2 separate regions of the Homo sapiens genome follow, and region 1 is linked to region 2. The links are chromatin loops, found by intact Hi-C in ENCODE. Cell type or tissue: PC-9. All regions are shown on one strand. Each heading gives the region's core, and the rest is flanking DNA. Links, peaks and the distances in the headings are about the cores only.

The links. Peaks named below come from ENCODE experiments on the same cell type or tissue, not always from the same donor. Only the 100,000 strongest peaks of a DNase experiment are listed, where the experiment ranks them.
Region 1: it touches region 2 in a loop (13-fold over the local background); 2 of 110 quality-filtered maps call a loop at or near these places.

The regions. Positions count from the first base shown.
Region 1 is chr2:187,832,579-187,840,931 of GRCh38, reverse strand. No RefSeq gene overlaps it. Among named protein-coding and RNA genes, the nearest start is that of TFPI, 280 kb to the right of the region's middle. RefSeq lists a silencer at 7,204-7,404. In PC-9, for the core only: no CTCF peak of the experiment used is centred there; no DNase peak of the experiment used is centred there.
Region 2 is chr2:187,143,841-187,152,193 of GRCh38, reverse strand. All of the region lies in intron 1 of CALCRL-AS1 (CALCRL and TFPI antisense RNA 1), which reads right to left. It overlaps LOC124906106 (a long non-coding RNA gene), which reads left to right and starts at 3,189. Exons shown (of 3, transcript XR_007087543.1): 1 at 3,189-3,276; 2 at 3,951-4,053; 3 at 7,628-7,703. In PC-9, for the core only: no CTCF peak of the experiment used is centred there; no DNase peak of the experiment used is centred there.

The sequences.
Region 1 (8,353 bases), core at 70-8,069, 690 kb before region 2:
TGTGTGTGTACACATGAGCATGTGTCTGTATGCTGCCTTTGGTGTTGGTATTGGGTAATGCTAGCCTTGTATAATAAATTGGGAGTTTTGCTACCTTCTCTGTTTTTTGAAAAAGACTGTGTAGGCCAGCTGCGGTGGCTCACGCCTATAATCCCAGCACTTTGGGACACTGAGGAAGGCGGATCACCTGAGGTCAGGAGTTCGAGACCAGCCTGACCAACATGGAGAAACCCCGTCTCTATTACAAATACAAAATTAGCTGGGCGTGGTGTCACATACCTGTAATCCTAGCTACTCGGGAGGCTGAGGCAGGAGAATCTCTTGAACCCAGGAGGCAGAGGTTGCGGTGAGCCGAGATTGCACCTGGGCAACAAGAGTGAAACTCCGTAAAAAGACTGTATAAAACTGTGGTTAATTCTTTAAATGTTGGGTAGATTTGTCCAGTGAAATCATCTGGACTTGAAATTTTCTCTATTGGATAAACTTTTCAATTACTATATCAATAATTTTAATAGTTACTAGGCTATTCTAACTGTTTCATTTTGAGTGAGTTTTGGGAGTCTGCATTTTTTGAGGAATTGATTCACGTCTCAAGCTGTCAAATTCATTTGTATTCATAGTAATTCCCTTACTATCCTTTTAATATCTATGGGGTCTGTAGTAGTAATCTCTCTTTTCATCTAGATATTGGCAATGGGTGTCATTCTCTTACTTCTTTGTCTGTCTTGCTAGAATGCTATTGTTTTCAAATAACCAGCATTTTATTTCACTTATTTTTTCTATTGTTTTTCTGTTTTCATTGATTTTTGCTGTTATTGGTATTACTTATTTTCTTCTGCTGCTTTGGTTTGGTTTCCTTTGATCTTCTTTATTTTATTTATTTATTTTTTTTTTGGAAGTCAAAGCACAAAAGCTATGAAACCATATTGGAATCTGAGACAAAAGAAAATCAGTAATATTGATCTTGTCTTTAATTAAAATGTAGATGTTGCTTACATCATAGAGTTCAGAGTTTTTCTCAGTCATTTCAGATCTTTGATTGTTTCAATTTTAGTAAGTTAGAATCTGGCCAAAGAATTTCCAATGAAGTTCACTTTATTTTGTTAATATGACAGATTATGTTGATGAATTTTTGAATGGTAAAATCAGCCTTGCATTCCTAGAATTAATCTTAATCATGCTATATTTATAATTAATTTTGATTTTTAAATGTTACATTAAAGTATTATTCATGTTAATTATTCAGTTTTTAGTGACCTTTAATCTTTGTCCTGAGTTATGTGCTTCACTAACATAGTCGTGGTACTGTTCCTGCTTATATCTGACCCCTTTTATCAAGAAATATGTAGGATTCTGTGTCTGTAACACTTTTAAAGCCTCCCTAATGATGGCAAGTTAGGGAACTATGTTGTAATTATTCCATGAGACCATGGTCTTAAACTGAGTTCCCCTGTAAGCAGCCACTAAGGAGTGGCTTTATGGGGAACTGATTTATTTAAAAATTTTTCCCATAAAGATATACAATATTTGTTTGTCAATAAATAAATACATAGTTTAAAAATTTATTCCCAAGGGCTTTTGGTAAAAGCGGGTAGGAAGAGGAAGGGGGAGAAGAAGAAACCAAGAAAGACTTCAATTTCAGATAAAATTTCAGGGAGGGTGGCTCCAATCTGATCTGATTCTGCAGGGGAGTTTAGGAGTGTAAATTAGTTCTCAGACTTACCCTTATTTGAAGGAAGAAGCTGACTTTCCAAGTTGGATGAGGTGGATTGAACATAAAACTCCCAGCCACAGCCACTCTCTCTTCCCTTTGAGGGCAAAACAGCTCCAGTAGCTTGTGGCTAGTCTTCAGAAAAAAGAATCAAGATGCTGACATGGCCATAGGAGGCAAAAGGGCCACACAGCAGCAGAAGTGGCATAAAGAAGTGGTAAAAATCAACAGATTTGACAGTGTTGGCTACACCTATTATGTAAATACATCAATTACAAGCACAGAATGACTTTCCTATATTTAGATACTTACTGAAATACAGACTAAAATGACTATTTGCATATTTCTTACTGGCTCTATTTACACACACACACTCTTTCTCTCTCTATGTAGATAGGTAGATACGTACACACATCTATATATGCACATTCTCTCTCTTTATTACCAAGGATTGGCCTTTAGGTGCTAAAAATTTGATACCTTTGGGGGGACTAGATAAGCTATAGTAGATAATGTAGATATAGTAGTAATGTAGTAATGTAGTACTGCAGATAAAGGAGATACTAGAAAGGTAGCTAGATAAGATATCAGGAAGAGTGTCTGTATTTGCCTTGACACATTTTTAAATGTATAAGTACAAATTCTCTTTGTATTATTCTTGAACTTTTTAACTCTTGTAACACTTAAAATAATTTATTTTTAACTCAAATACTTGTAGGAAGATGTCTATATTTTATCACTACAAATTTTATTTTATTTATTTTTTATTTTTTATTTTTTATTTTTTTGAGATGGAGTCTTGCTCTGTCACCCAGGCTAGAGTGCAGTGGTGCAATCTCAGCTCCCTGCATCACTACAAATTTTAAATAAATACTTTATAGTATATTTAAGTGAATCCAATTATTTTATATATGTATACATATGCAGTATAATAGGAAGTTACATATTAGAGTTTACATAAATATACATTATATAAGATACTTAAAATCTATACCCACAAAGCATAACTTACATATAAATTTAATCATTGTTATAGCTATATATGTCTACTTATAACTGTGACTTGACATTCACCAACATCTACATAAAATATGTAAAAAAAAAAGCTCCTCCTGAATAAACATGTTACTTTGTTTGCATTCTTCTTTGAAATAATATTTCCATTTTTCATATCAATATAGAGTTATACTAATTTATTTTTAAAATTATTCCTGCAGATTATTTTTTGGAAGAAACATAGTATATAAAGCAATTGACTATCTTCGAATTGAGTATCTTAAAATGTATTCTCTTTAATTTATTCATGTCCTTTTACCATCAGGGGTATGCTCACTAGTTTGAAGATCTAAGGTTATAATATTCTTTAAAATCTAATTCCATAATTAAATTTAAATTCATTATATAAATGTATCAGAAATATTTATAATGTATTTGCATTATAAATATAAATTTATTACAAGGACTTAAATATGAAGCTTATATATTAAAATTCTCTTGGTTACGTTATAAAATCATGTCTACCTTGTCGCTTTACATTCTTAGAAAACTCTATCTTCATAATTAGCTAAAATATTTAACTATTTGACTCTGAATCCTTTATTTAAAAATAAAATATTAAAAATATATGACAACATAAAATACAACTTACTCATAATTAATGAATTTAAACAAGAAAATAATGTGCATATCTACTCCTCCTTTTTTGCAAATCAACCTTCCACCATCCCAGAGATACAGAATATTATATCATTTAAAAGAAAAAGCAGAGTAATGGGGATACCTATATACCTTATACCTATAACACAGGTGATACTAGTTTACTTTTTAAAACATCCCCTGCTAAAATACATTGTTGTTATTTTCTCTGTAAACTGGAAGTCTTCTTAAAATGTTGTTGGCCGGGCACGGTGGCTGATGCCTGTAATCCCAGCACTTTGGGAGGCCGAGGCGGGTGGATCACGAGGTCAGGAGACCAAGACCATCCCGGCCAACGTGGTGAAACCCCATCTCTACTAAAATACAAAAATTAGCTGGGTGTGATGGCGTGTGCCTGTAGTCTCAGCTACTTGGGAGGCTGAGGCAGGAGAATCGCTTGAACCCGGGAGGCGGAGATTACAGTGAGCCAAGATCGGGCCACTGCATTCCAGCCTGGCAACAGAGTGAGACTCCATCTCAAAAAACAACAACAACAACAAAAACAAACAAAGTTGTCTTCGTCTCTTAAGTCAGTTGAGTAATTTATAATTGTTGCATGTTCTAACAGTTTTCCCCCAAAATACAAATATTTCCAACAATAACTATAATTAAGATTTTTAGCATATAAAACATCAAATTTTTCAAATAATCATGTTGATTGTGGTCCTAAATTAAGTTTATATTGAAGAATATGTGTAAGACTCAAGTCTGTTAGGAAAAATCCTAAATACTTCTCAAATGCTTAATATTGCACTTAACAAAATAATTAATATGCTAAGATATAGGGCTCTTTCTTTAATAGATTGGTGTTTTGTTAATTAGATGCATGAATAATTTAACACATTTAATCTATGATATTTATTATTTAAACTAATTAGATGTATGGGGATTATCCCATTTAATCAAAATATAATTTATTTTAATTATTTCTAGGCAAGTAGTATAGTGTTTAGGATTCACAAAGTTTAACAATCAAAGCATAATATGCTTATTTTATCATTTTTTTTTACTTCTAAACATTTCAGAAACAAAACAAAAAAGTTTCTCAGATCAAATGAGTCACATTAGCAAAATGTAACAAGGAGAAGAATGCAATGAAGTAAAATAACACAAACAATTAACTTTCAAGTGTTGAGGCGTTATTAGAATGCTATTAACTTTCCTGGATATAATTTAGGTGTCAAAGAAAAACATATCTTAAACTGATAGACACTAAAATAGTTTAGTTAATTTTGCCTCAAGAGAAAGCACAAATGGCTTTTCCACTGGAAAAACAAAACAAATGTCATCATATTTGTTTCTTTAAGAAAGTATAAAATTATACAAAATCAATTTTTAGGATTTTATTTAGAAACAAATACCTTAGTGGTCTAAATAATGTAAAAAGGGGGATACTATTTGGAGGTAGCAAATTTTTGTTTCATTAGAGGGTAACTTTATAAAAAAAGTTACTGCCATACTTCTCTTAATGAGATGTTTTTATGTAGATTATTAAATCAGACAGCCTATGAACTCTTTTCTATGTGAGATGCTACAATCAATTATGAGGGGAAATAACAGATTTTATGCAGAGTGGATAGCAGAGGGAAAATTCAGAAAAAATATTAAGGGAGAAAGATGCTATTGCCATAGTCATTCTGTTGGAATCAATAGAATTAAAGGGTATGTATTGCCAAAACAAGTGAATGGAATTACGGGGAGAAACAAGAATATTGCGTTGGCAATACTTGGTGAAATTCAGCATGTACCTCTTCTATGGAAAACTTTTCCCAGATACATACTAGGGAAATTCACCCACAGAAACTTAAAATAGGTATATCTATAAGGATATTCATAGTAACATTATTCATGTGAATGAGAAGTTGAGTATAATTGGAGATTCATACATACAAGGAAACAAAGTAAAATATTGTACAGGTATATGTGGCATGTTATGCAGCAGTTAGAAACTATAAATTTATGTAGAAGAGAGGCAATTTAAAAAATAACAATATATATGTACAACATAAGTGCTTTAGCAACATATCTATTCAAATTAAACACACATACACACCACTATTCCCACCAGCAGCAGCAACCACACTGTGTTTTCACAGATTCATGGCTATTCAAAGACAACAGATGCATTACAGTGCATGCACACTGGAGAAGGGGAATGGGAGTGGGTTTTATGATGGCGTAAGGAAAAAAGCTATGTATCTATAAACATACTATAAATATGGATAAGTCTGAGGTAGGAGGCAGGCAGGCCACAACTCTGGACCAGATTGAAGACTGGCCAAAGCCTAGAAGAGGCACAAAAGACACTTCTCCATAAAACATGCCCAACAGCGCCATGACAGCTTACCATTGCCTTGGCACAAGCAAGAAGTTACCAATCCTTGCCAAGGTAATACCCAGAAGTTACTGCCCATTTTCTAGCTCATTCCAAATAATCTGCCCCTTACTTAGCATACCATTAAAAGCGGGTATAAATGTGACTACAGAACTGCTCCTGAGTCGCTACTCTCCACATACTGCCTATGGGGTAGCCCTGCTTCGGAGGAGCAGTCACAGAGCTGCAGGACTGCTGCCGCCTCAATAAGGCTGTTTTCTTCCACCACCAGCTCGCTCTTGAATTAATACCTGGGTGAAGCCAAGAACCTGCCCTGCATCAAGTTTATGTGTATATAAGTGTACATACATATATATACATATGTATATATAAGTGGCTCTTCTACCTGAATCTCACAGAAGAGTGGCTTCTGTGTTGTGTATGTACCCTGGTATTAAGGTGACTAAGCCACTTCTATCCTTTGTGGACTCCCATATATATTGCAGAGGATTGCAGAACCCTGACCATAACCCCGAATCAGACTCCATAAACAATATTTGGTACTTAAGCAACCAAAGTGATAACTACTCCATTCCTTCATGAGACACTCATCTTTAATTTTTCTCACTGAATTATTCTTAGCACGCTAAATCGAGGTTAATACAATAATTTAACCCTGCTCATGGAGAGTGTAAATGCACAATTACTCTGTGTGTAAACATCTGCAGTACTGTTTTAATGTGCTGACAGTTTCTAATGAAGGTAGCATGTATCTGTTAAAGTTGTAAAAATCACTCTAAATTGGCCAGGCACAGTGGCTCACGCCTGTAATCCCAGCACTTTGGAGGCCGAGGCGGGTGGATCACGAGGTCAGGAGATCGAGACTATCCTGGTTAACACGGTGAAACCCTATCTCTACTAAAAATGCAAAAAATTAGCTGGGCGTGGAGGTGGGTGCCTGTAGTCCCAGCTACTCGGGAGGCTGAGGCAGGAGAATGGCGTGAACCCGGGAGATGGAGCTTGCAGTGAGCCGAGATGGCGCCACCGCACTCCAGCCTGTGTGACCGAGCGAGACTCCGTCTCAAAAAAAAAAAAAAACAAACAAACAAACAAAAAAAAACACTCTAAATTGAGGCTTAATTTATTAATTTTTAAAAACATTTATTAGAGGCTTAAGGACTTCTTAAAACCGAAAAGACACAAATACTCTCATTTCACAGAAGAAGCTTCTGAGGTCAGTGAAACTGCAATGTTTTGACAATTACTAGATAGTAAATTAGGGGCAATCTGAGATTAAAGCCAAATTATTCTATTGCTTCCTTCAGGGATATTTCTACTATAGTATGTTTTATTTTCAGATGTATAGCATATATTTTGCATGTTGTTATTGTTCAAATTATCTTTATACCAGTTGCTACAATTCAGATCTGGAGGGACCTGTAAGGTCATGTAAATGAACAGAAGCAATGAAAACGCATAGGTGTGTATTGTGTGAACAGACGTGAAAACTGTAAAGCAATTTCTCTGCCTAAAGAGAAATCCTCTACTCAGCTCCAGTTGGCTTCTGCCATTGGTGGTGTATGCCAAACGTGACCAGATGTGTTGCTGTTGCTGTTATTCGAATTTGTTTTGTTTTGTTTTGTTTTGTTTGAGACAGATTCTCGCTGTGTCACCGGTGCTGGAGTGCAGTGGCGCCATCTTGGCCCACTGCAACCTCCGCCTCCCGGGTTCAAGTGATTCTCCTGCCTCAGCCTCCCGGGTAGCTGGGACTACAGGCGCGTGCCACACGCCTGGCTAATTTTTTGTATTTTTAGTAGAGATGGGGTTTCACCGTATTAGCCAAGATGGTCTCTATCTCCTGACCTCGTGATCTGCCCGCCTCAGCCTCCCAAAGTCCTGGGATTACAGGCGTGAGCCATCGCGCCTGTCCTTGAACGTGTATTTTTTAAAGTTATCTTTGAAATAACAATTGAGCAAGATAAAGGCCAGACAAAACCCATATGGGAGATGGATTTGGTCTGCAGGCTGCTGATTTTTTTTTTTAATATACTTTAAGTTCTGGGATACATATGCAGAACGTGCAGGTTTGTTACATAGGTATACAAGTGCCATGGTGGTTTGCTGCACCCATCAACCCGCCATCTGTATTAGGTTTTTCTCCTACAGGCTGCCGATTTTTAATTACAACTTATGCAGTCTGTTGTGCAATCATACGGAATAATATCAACATCAATTATTGAATTTAACAACAGCAGTATACTTACCATCACAGTCTTCAGTGCAAGAATCTATTGAAAGAAAATAAAATGCACTAATAAAAGCTTCAAGATAAATGGATGATTATAAAAATTGACTTATCATCATTAAAGTACATTCCTTTAAGGTCTCCAAACACTGCTGTGTATGTGAAATGTTTACTTTAATGCAAACAAAGGTAGAGATAATTAATCTCATTACAAATAATCTGAGAAAATAAACTTGAAACAGGTGATCAATGCAACTATAATTACCTTTGATAATCCATTTATTAATCATATATGTGAATTGTAGATAAATTTCCTTAGCTCTTGATACAATTAAGTACCTTGTCAATTTCTTCATTAATAGTTCAGTGTTGATTGGTAATTTCTTTC
Region 2 (8,353 bases), core at 309-8,308:
AAATAAGATGAATTCATCAGCTGTGATTCTGCAGAAGCTAATTTCAATAAAAGGAAGTTCAATTATAAATATATATCTCTAGCAAGTAAGAGTTAATTTGCTATTGAAGGAGTAGTGATAACATCTTTTTTGAGCTGAGACCAGATGAACCAAGTAACCTGAAATGGGTTCTAAGATTTTAGTTCATTTTTAAATAATAGAAACTTCAGGAATTAGGAAAAATCTTTTTATAACTACTTTTTCACAAGGACCAAAGAATATTATCTGTCTGTTTTGCTATTTGTTAATTCAACATGCTTTAAATTACTCCTCATCCAGCTCTTCACCTGAACCTCATACGTTCAAGGTGATCTGTTCAGATTCCATTTCTGCAGAATCTACAAAAGAAGAATGCTTGTTAGAATAGGGGAAACTTGTTAAACAATCCATATTTAAAACTCTTCTAGACACGTAGATTGTCACAGTAGTAAATGATTATTTGAGCGGTAGGGCTTAGAAAAAATCACATCAAGAGATTCTATCAAGCTTATGTATTATAGAAGCAGAACTGTAAAACAGCTACCATAAATATGATTTCAGATTTTATAATTCTTAATTTACTGCAGATACAAATATCACAGGAATTCCTGGAAATAGAATTTAACTGTTTGGCTAGAATTAGTTAACCATAGTTCAAAAATTCACCATTTATGTCTGGAAGTGTCTTTTTTAAAAGTAAGCAGTGTTAGCCCTAGGAGAAGGAGATGGAAATGGCTATCTAGAAAGAGGCACCTAACCCAAGATCTCTCCTATCTCTCACAATTACAGTTTTCAACTTCTTTTGGAGACATCTACTAAAAGGCAATATGATATTTGGGGAAAAATCAGTTCCTATAATAGCCACAATAAGTTAACCCTTTACTATACAATAGAAACTATATATACATAGCTCCTTTTAATCCTTATAACACCTTACTAGGTAGTATTATGTTCCCCAATTTACATATGAGTCTCAAGAAATAAAATAATGGTCTAAATTCATACTGGTCTAAATTCACCACCCTTACTAGCTGAACTTGAGTGTTATAACTCACATCAGAATCTTTCTGATTCCAAACCCCTAATCTTTATTCTGTGTTTTCTCTTACATGGTTAATACAGAGACAGAGATTGATTTATCTGATAAACTTATTATTACTCGTCATGCCATGGCAGAGACTTCCAGGGGTTTAAATAAAAACAAGGAATGTATTTTAAAAGACAGTGGGACACCACTAGTAAAGAACTCAACATAGGCTGCTGCTATGATGTAGAACAGCCAGCACAAGAATTCTGAACTTCTGGGAGAGAGGGTGACTCATAAAAACAGGAGGATACTGCTTGCTCTAGTAAGAAGTTTTATTTAGAAAACGTCTTAGTACAGAGGTAAAACATGTAGTTTCCTTTCAGTAAAATGTATACGTCTTGATAACTCACTTGTCAACAGGGCAAATAGTGTTAAAACAAACATCATTATATTTTTATTCATTTATTCAGTAAATATTTATTTTGAGGACCTATGCTATGTCAGACATGGTTCCAGAATGATATAGTAGTGCAAAGACAGACACAGAACCACCATTTCTGCTTAATTGTGTTGGTTAAAGAAAGTCACAAGACCAATCCAAGTTTAAGTGGAGGAAGCAAAGACTTGATGAAAAAAACAGAAAAGAAAAGAATTTGTAGTTATATTTCATCCGATACAATTTATTTTAGTATATTCTTATTATTTTCAGTGTTTTCCACATGCAATGTTCTCTGTGCACTGGTTACAATTACAGCTTACTGCATCTTGGGCTGCAATTTCTACTATTTGCACAAGTCCAATGAGAAGGAGCATTCACACAACAAATTAAGCAAAGCAAATTTATTACTCATAAGTAGGCAGTAAATAACCCAGAAGCCTAGGATTCAAGGGCAAGCTGGCTTTTTAAGACTCATCAGAAAAGCTGTCCGGGATAGGTGAAATCTTGTCCACATGTGCCTCACTTGCACCACAGCTGAGGGAGCCCACCTGGGTTTTATACCTCTGGAGAAACACAACATGCTGGGATAAAGCATTCAAGAAAATCCTATTTCTCTGAGAAACAGGAACAGAGCCAGGCTTTTTCCCCCTTTGTCTCAGAATGTTGCATTCCCAGCACATTCTACATTCTACAATTATCCTTGAGAACTACAGGAGAAATGAGGGAGAACTGAGTTGGTCCAAGGCCACATGAAGATATGTCTTGAATTCTAGAAAGAAATTAATTCTCTGACGATAAGAGTTGCTCAAAACTGAATGACTATACTTGCTGACCATACTATAAAAAAGTTTATGTAGTTATTAATACCTTTTCCCAATCTGTGTCAATTAGGCCCAAACACCAGAAGGCTGGCCTTTATTTGTGATTAAGGTTATTTATAATAACAATGGAGAACTGTTAAAAAAAATTACCCAAAATTGCTAATAATATCTGCATGTTATTTCAGTGTCATACTAGGACATTATCTAACAGGATCACCCAAGAATAATTTAATTCCCTAGTATGTACCCTTGCTTGCTTTGCTGTTTACTATTGATTAAAGCTAGGACTCTGTAATGTTATATGTTCATTTGTAGTTTTTGTCCATTGGAGATATATAATTTCTTTCCAGAAGAAAGGTTATACTTTATTGCTCTGCAAGGTATTAACCAGTTTTGTGCCCAACCTAGCAAATTTATTTCAGTATACCTTTCCTAACAGTCTCTGTTCTCCAAATGCCCCTTGAACTACCTTTATCATCCTGCTGACTCCTTTAATAATGATTTAAATCAATGTTTGGCATATGCTTACTTGACATTTGTAAGAAAGTCCTGTTTCTAACTTTAAAAATTATATTTTGACAATATCATGATAAAAGTGGAGGTGAAGAAAAGTAGCGTCAGGACTTGCTGATGGATTGGATGTGAAGACTGAGGAAAAGAGAAATGTGAAATATAACTTCTAAATTTTCTCAGACTTTAACAGTCATCTGTGAAAGCAATTTAACACTACAAAACCTACAAGGCTCCCAAGGCACATTTTAGAGCTATGGATGAATTCATCTCGCCTGTTTTAGATCAAAAGCAAAGATATTCTGCCGTTGTCTCAAATATCATCCACTAAGTACTGTAGGTGCATTTCAAAACATTGTTTTAACTTTTTCAAAGAGAATATTCCTGGAAAAATTACTTTTTATCCATGAAGAAGTTGGATAACATTTTTAATGGCAAAAAAACACACTATTCACATTTTGGTAAGAAAATAGAGGAAACTAAAATCTGTATTTCAATTCCATACAATACTTTCAGATTTTTATATAGCCCAAAATAGAGTCAGTAAAAGCCACTAAATCTAAGCATTATAATATTAAATAGTTTATTTATATACCTTTATTTCTATCACTTTAAGCTTACTCAGAGTCAGAAACCATTTCAAACTTTCTAAGGAAAAATTTTAATTTGGAGTAATAAACTTTCAACACTGATTTATTCCCTTTAAAAAGGAAGATAAACAATTTTAACCTATTATCATTTTTATTGAAAATTCCACCATAGCAAAATAATACATGATTATCCAGAAAAAATAAAATTACTCATACTCATAATGCTAAAATAACCACAGTTAATCATTTGCTTTACCTCGCTAAACATGTTTTGTCATGCTTGACCATATGCATATTTTTCTTACTAAAATAGGTCCATATGCTTTAGCTTTTTCTGGGATACAAATCACTCAGAAACTCAGTAGCATACATAATGAACATTTATTTCTTGAGCATCTCAGGGTTCAGCTGCTCAGGGATGAACAGCTCTGCCAACCTCCTCTTAGCGTGCTTATTCTTCTTGGGGTTTAGAGTCTTTGGATCTAGGTTGAATTCAGCTGAGGTGAATTGAGACCAGTGTGAGCTAATCTGAGCATGCTCTTCAGGTTGCAATCACAGACATGCAAGAGGGAGCAAGTGGAATTATGCAAAATTACCTAAAGACTAAGAACTGGCACACTAACACTTCTGCCTAATTCTCTCACCAAGGTAAATTACAAAGGGTGGGGTCCCTTTGCAAAGGAACATCACAATTGATTAAATGCAGAAAGAAAAGAAATGGGGCTATAAGTGCAATTAATCTACCACATGTTTATACTTAATATCAGTAATCTGATAATTTTTGTATCTCAGTAAGCATACAGATTCTACTTATTTTTAATGATTCCACAGTATGCAAACATATGGATTCCTCACAATTTCTTTACAAATCTATAACATTTATAACTTTGTGAATTTAGATCTACCACTTTTACTATAACAAAACTTTTACTTAAAAAATCATAAGCATACAATCTGTATATTGACCTTGTATCTGGAAAAGCTTGCTAAACTCACTTATTAGTTCTAATCACTTTTGGTGGATTTCTTAGGCTTTTAGAATCATGTTATCTTCATACAGAAATAATTTTACTTCTTCCTTTTCAATCTGGATGACATTATTTTCTTATCTAATTGCCTTGGGTAGAACCTTAAGTATAGTGTTGAATACAACGCGTCAGAGTGTACATCCTTGTCTTGTTCCTGATCTTAAGGAGAAATCTTCAATCTTTTACCATTAAGCATGCTGTTAGCTGTGGGTTTTGTGTAGATGCTCTTACCTCATTGGAGATCCTAGGCTGTTGAGTGTTCTTATTATGAAAGGATATTGGATTCTGTTAAATACCTTTTCTGCATATATTAAATAAGCACGCAGCTTTCATTAATTATTCTATTAATATGGTGAATTACACTGATTGATTTTCATGTGTGAATCAATCTTTTGCTTCTGAAATAAATCCCACTTTTTTCATATTGTGTAATACAATGTACATGTTGCCAGATTTGGTTTGCTAGTATTTTGTTGAAGACTTTTTAATCTATATTCACAGAGGATATTTGTCCATAGTTTTCTCATGGTGTCTTTGTCTGGTTTAAGTATCAGAGTAATATTGATCTCATAAAACAAGTTCGGAAATATTCTCTTCTCCTATTTTTCATAAGAGTTTATGAAGGATGGATATTAAATCTTGGTTAAAATTTGGTAGAACTGATCAGTTAAGCCATCTGTGATGGTTTTGTTTGGGCGGGGAAAGGGGGTAGGTGGGTCAGTTTAATTCTTGTAGGACTATTTAGAATTACTATCTTTTCTTGAGTCAGTTTTTGTAGTTTCTTTCTAGGAATTTTCCACTTCATCTAAGTTATCTAAAGCATTATCATACAATGGTTCATAGTATTCTCTCATAATTCTTTTTATTTCTGTAATAACTCCTCTCTTTCATTACTGATTTTAGTAATTTAAGTATTTTCTATTTGTTTCTTGGTAAATCTAGCTAGAAATTTGTCAATTTTGGTGATCTTTTTAAGGAACCAAATTCTGGTTTCATTTCTTTTTGCTACTTGTAAAATATTTCTATCTTATTTATTTCCACTACTAATTCTTACTTTTGTCTACTTTTGGAGGGTTTAGTTTATGGTCACTTTTTTAATTTATTAAGGTGGCTGCTTAGGTTATAGATTTAAGATCTTTTTCTCTTTTTTAGGAAAGGCATTTTCAGGTATAAATTTTTCTCTAAGCACTACTTTAGCTGTGTCCTGTAAGTTTTGGTATGTTTTATTATCTTTTATATTCACCTCAAAGTTAATTTTTACGTATTTATAAATTTCCCAAATCCTTTCCATTATTGGTTTCTAATTTTATTCCCTTCTATTCAGGTAATGTGCTTTGTGTTATTTCAATCATTTTATATTTTTTATATTTGTTTTATGGCTAAACATATGGTCTATACTAGAGAATGTTCCATGTACACTTTAGACAGATGTATATTCTGTGGTTGTTGGGCATTCTACAGACGTCTGTTAGGTCTAGTTGGTCTATGGTGTTATTCCAGTATTGTATTTAATTGTTCATCCCTTGTCTATTTGTTCTATCCATTATTATAAATGGAATACTGAAGTGTATAACTATTATAGCTGAATTGTCTATTTCTCCATTCAGTTGTGTAGTATTTTGCTGCATGTATATTAGAGTTGTTGTTAGAGCCATATATGTAAATTCTTGCTCATTCTTGATAGATTGAGCTTTTTATCATTATGAAATATCTGCTCTTCTCTATAATAACATTTCTTGTTTAAAGTCAATTTTTCTGATATAGTTAGTTATTCCAGTTCTCTTAAGGTTGCTATCATAAGGCACTGTTTTTTGGTTGATATATGTTTTTATTGCTGTATGTTCTTGGTGGATTGAGCCTTCTATCATTATCAACATCCTTATCTCTTACAATAATTGTGTCTAAAGTCTATTTTATCTTAGATTAATATAGCCACTCAAGCTCTTCTTTGTTTACTATTTGCTTGGAGTATATTTTTCTATCCTTTTACATATAATCTATTTGAGTCTTTGAATCTAAAGTAAATCTCCTATAGAGGATATATAGTTAGATCATGTTTTTTTAATCTGTTATGCCAATTTCTGCCTTTAGATGGAATAATTAATCTATTTATACTTAATATACTTATTGACAAGATTTACATCGGCTATTTTACTATTTGTTTTCTGTGGCTTTTTTATTTTTTGTTTCTCTATCCTCCACTAATGCTTTATTTTATATTAAATATTTTCTAACCTATCTTGTCATTTTTTATACATTTTTTGAGCTTTTTGTGGTTTCCCTGGGATTACAATTAATATTTTAACCAATAACCCTCTAGTTTGAATTAATACCAACTTAACTTCAGTAATATACAAAAACTTTGGTTCTATATGTCTCCATTTATTTCCTGTTCCTTTGTGTTTCTGTCATATAAATTTATGTATATATCCATCAACACAAGTTTATAATTATTGCTTTATGAATTTGTCTTTTAAACTAGATAGGAGATTTTAAAGAGTTACAAACAAAACACACATATTGTACTTTATGTTTCCCTTATAGTTACCTTTACTGATGCTCTTTATTTTCTCATGTGAATTCAATTTACTTTTTAGTGTCCTTTCCTTGAAATGTGAAGGACTCCCTTTTAGTTAAGAGTTTTCTAAGAAATTATTTTAGGGTGTCTTCTAGTATTGCAGGGTGAATTCTCTCAGTTTTAATCTGTAAATTTCTTACTTTTTCCTTCACTTTTGAATAACGGTTTCAATGGACTTAGAATTCTTGGTTGACAATCATTAAAAATTTACTTTAAATGTGTCACATCAGTGCCTTATTACCTCCATGGATTCTGATGAGAAATCAGCTGTTAAATCCAATTTAGGATTCTCATGTTGATGAGTTGCTGCTCTCTTGCTGCTTTCAAAGTTCTCTTTCTCTTTCTATAGTTTGATTATTATATGCCTAGATCTGAATATCTTTTAGTATATTCTACTTGGAGTTCATGGGCTTTCCTGGCTGTGTAGGTTGCTGTTTTTTATAAAATTTTGAAAGTTTTTAATGATTATTTCTTGAAATATTATTTTGCCTCTTTTTCCCCACCTCTGCTCCTTCTAGAATTTACATTGTGCATATGTTTGTACATTTTATGGTGTCACATAAGTCTCTAAGGCTTGCTTAATTTTTATTCATTTCTTTTCTGTTTGTTCCTCAAGGTGGATGATCTCAATGGACCAATATTCAAGTTTGCTGACTCTTTCTGACAACTCAAATCTGCTTCAGTACCTCTCGTGAATTCATTTCAATTATTGTACTTTTCAACTCTAGTGTTTATTAGTATTCTAAATTTGAGGAGACATTGCTTACACATTTTCCTTCAATTCTTAGACATGGATTCCCTTAGTTTTTGAACATATTAAAAATAGTTAATTTAAAATATTTAACTAGTAAGTCTAACACAGCTTCCTCAAAAATAGTTTGTATTTACTACTTCTTTATTCTTGTGTAGAGGCCATTGTTTCTTATTTGCATGTCTCATAATTTTTTTGAAAACTGGGCATTTAAAATAATATAACATGGCAACTCTGGAAATTAGAGCCCCCTTCTCAAGGGTGTATTGTTGTTATTCCTGTGTTGTCATTTGTTGTTGTTGTTTGTTTAGTGACTTCCCTGGACTAATTCTGTAAAATCTATATTCTTTACCAAACTGGCCACTGATATCTCTGCTCAATTAACTTAGTGGTCAGCCAATTTTTGAACAGAAAAATCCTTAAATTACTCAAACCAATCAGTTTTCTCAGGCTCTGCATGTGTATTGGGGTGTCTCTTTAATACTTAGAAGTTTAGACAGCTCTAAACATGTTAGAGCTAAAGACACCTATGACAACATCTCCTTCCCCAGTTCTTCTTTTTAATATTTCTGGTCAGCTTCTTATTTGCCC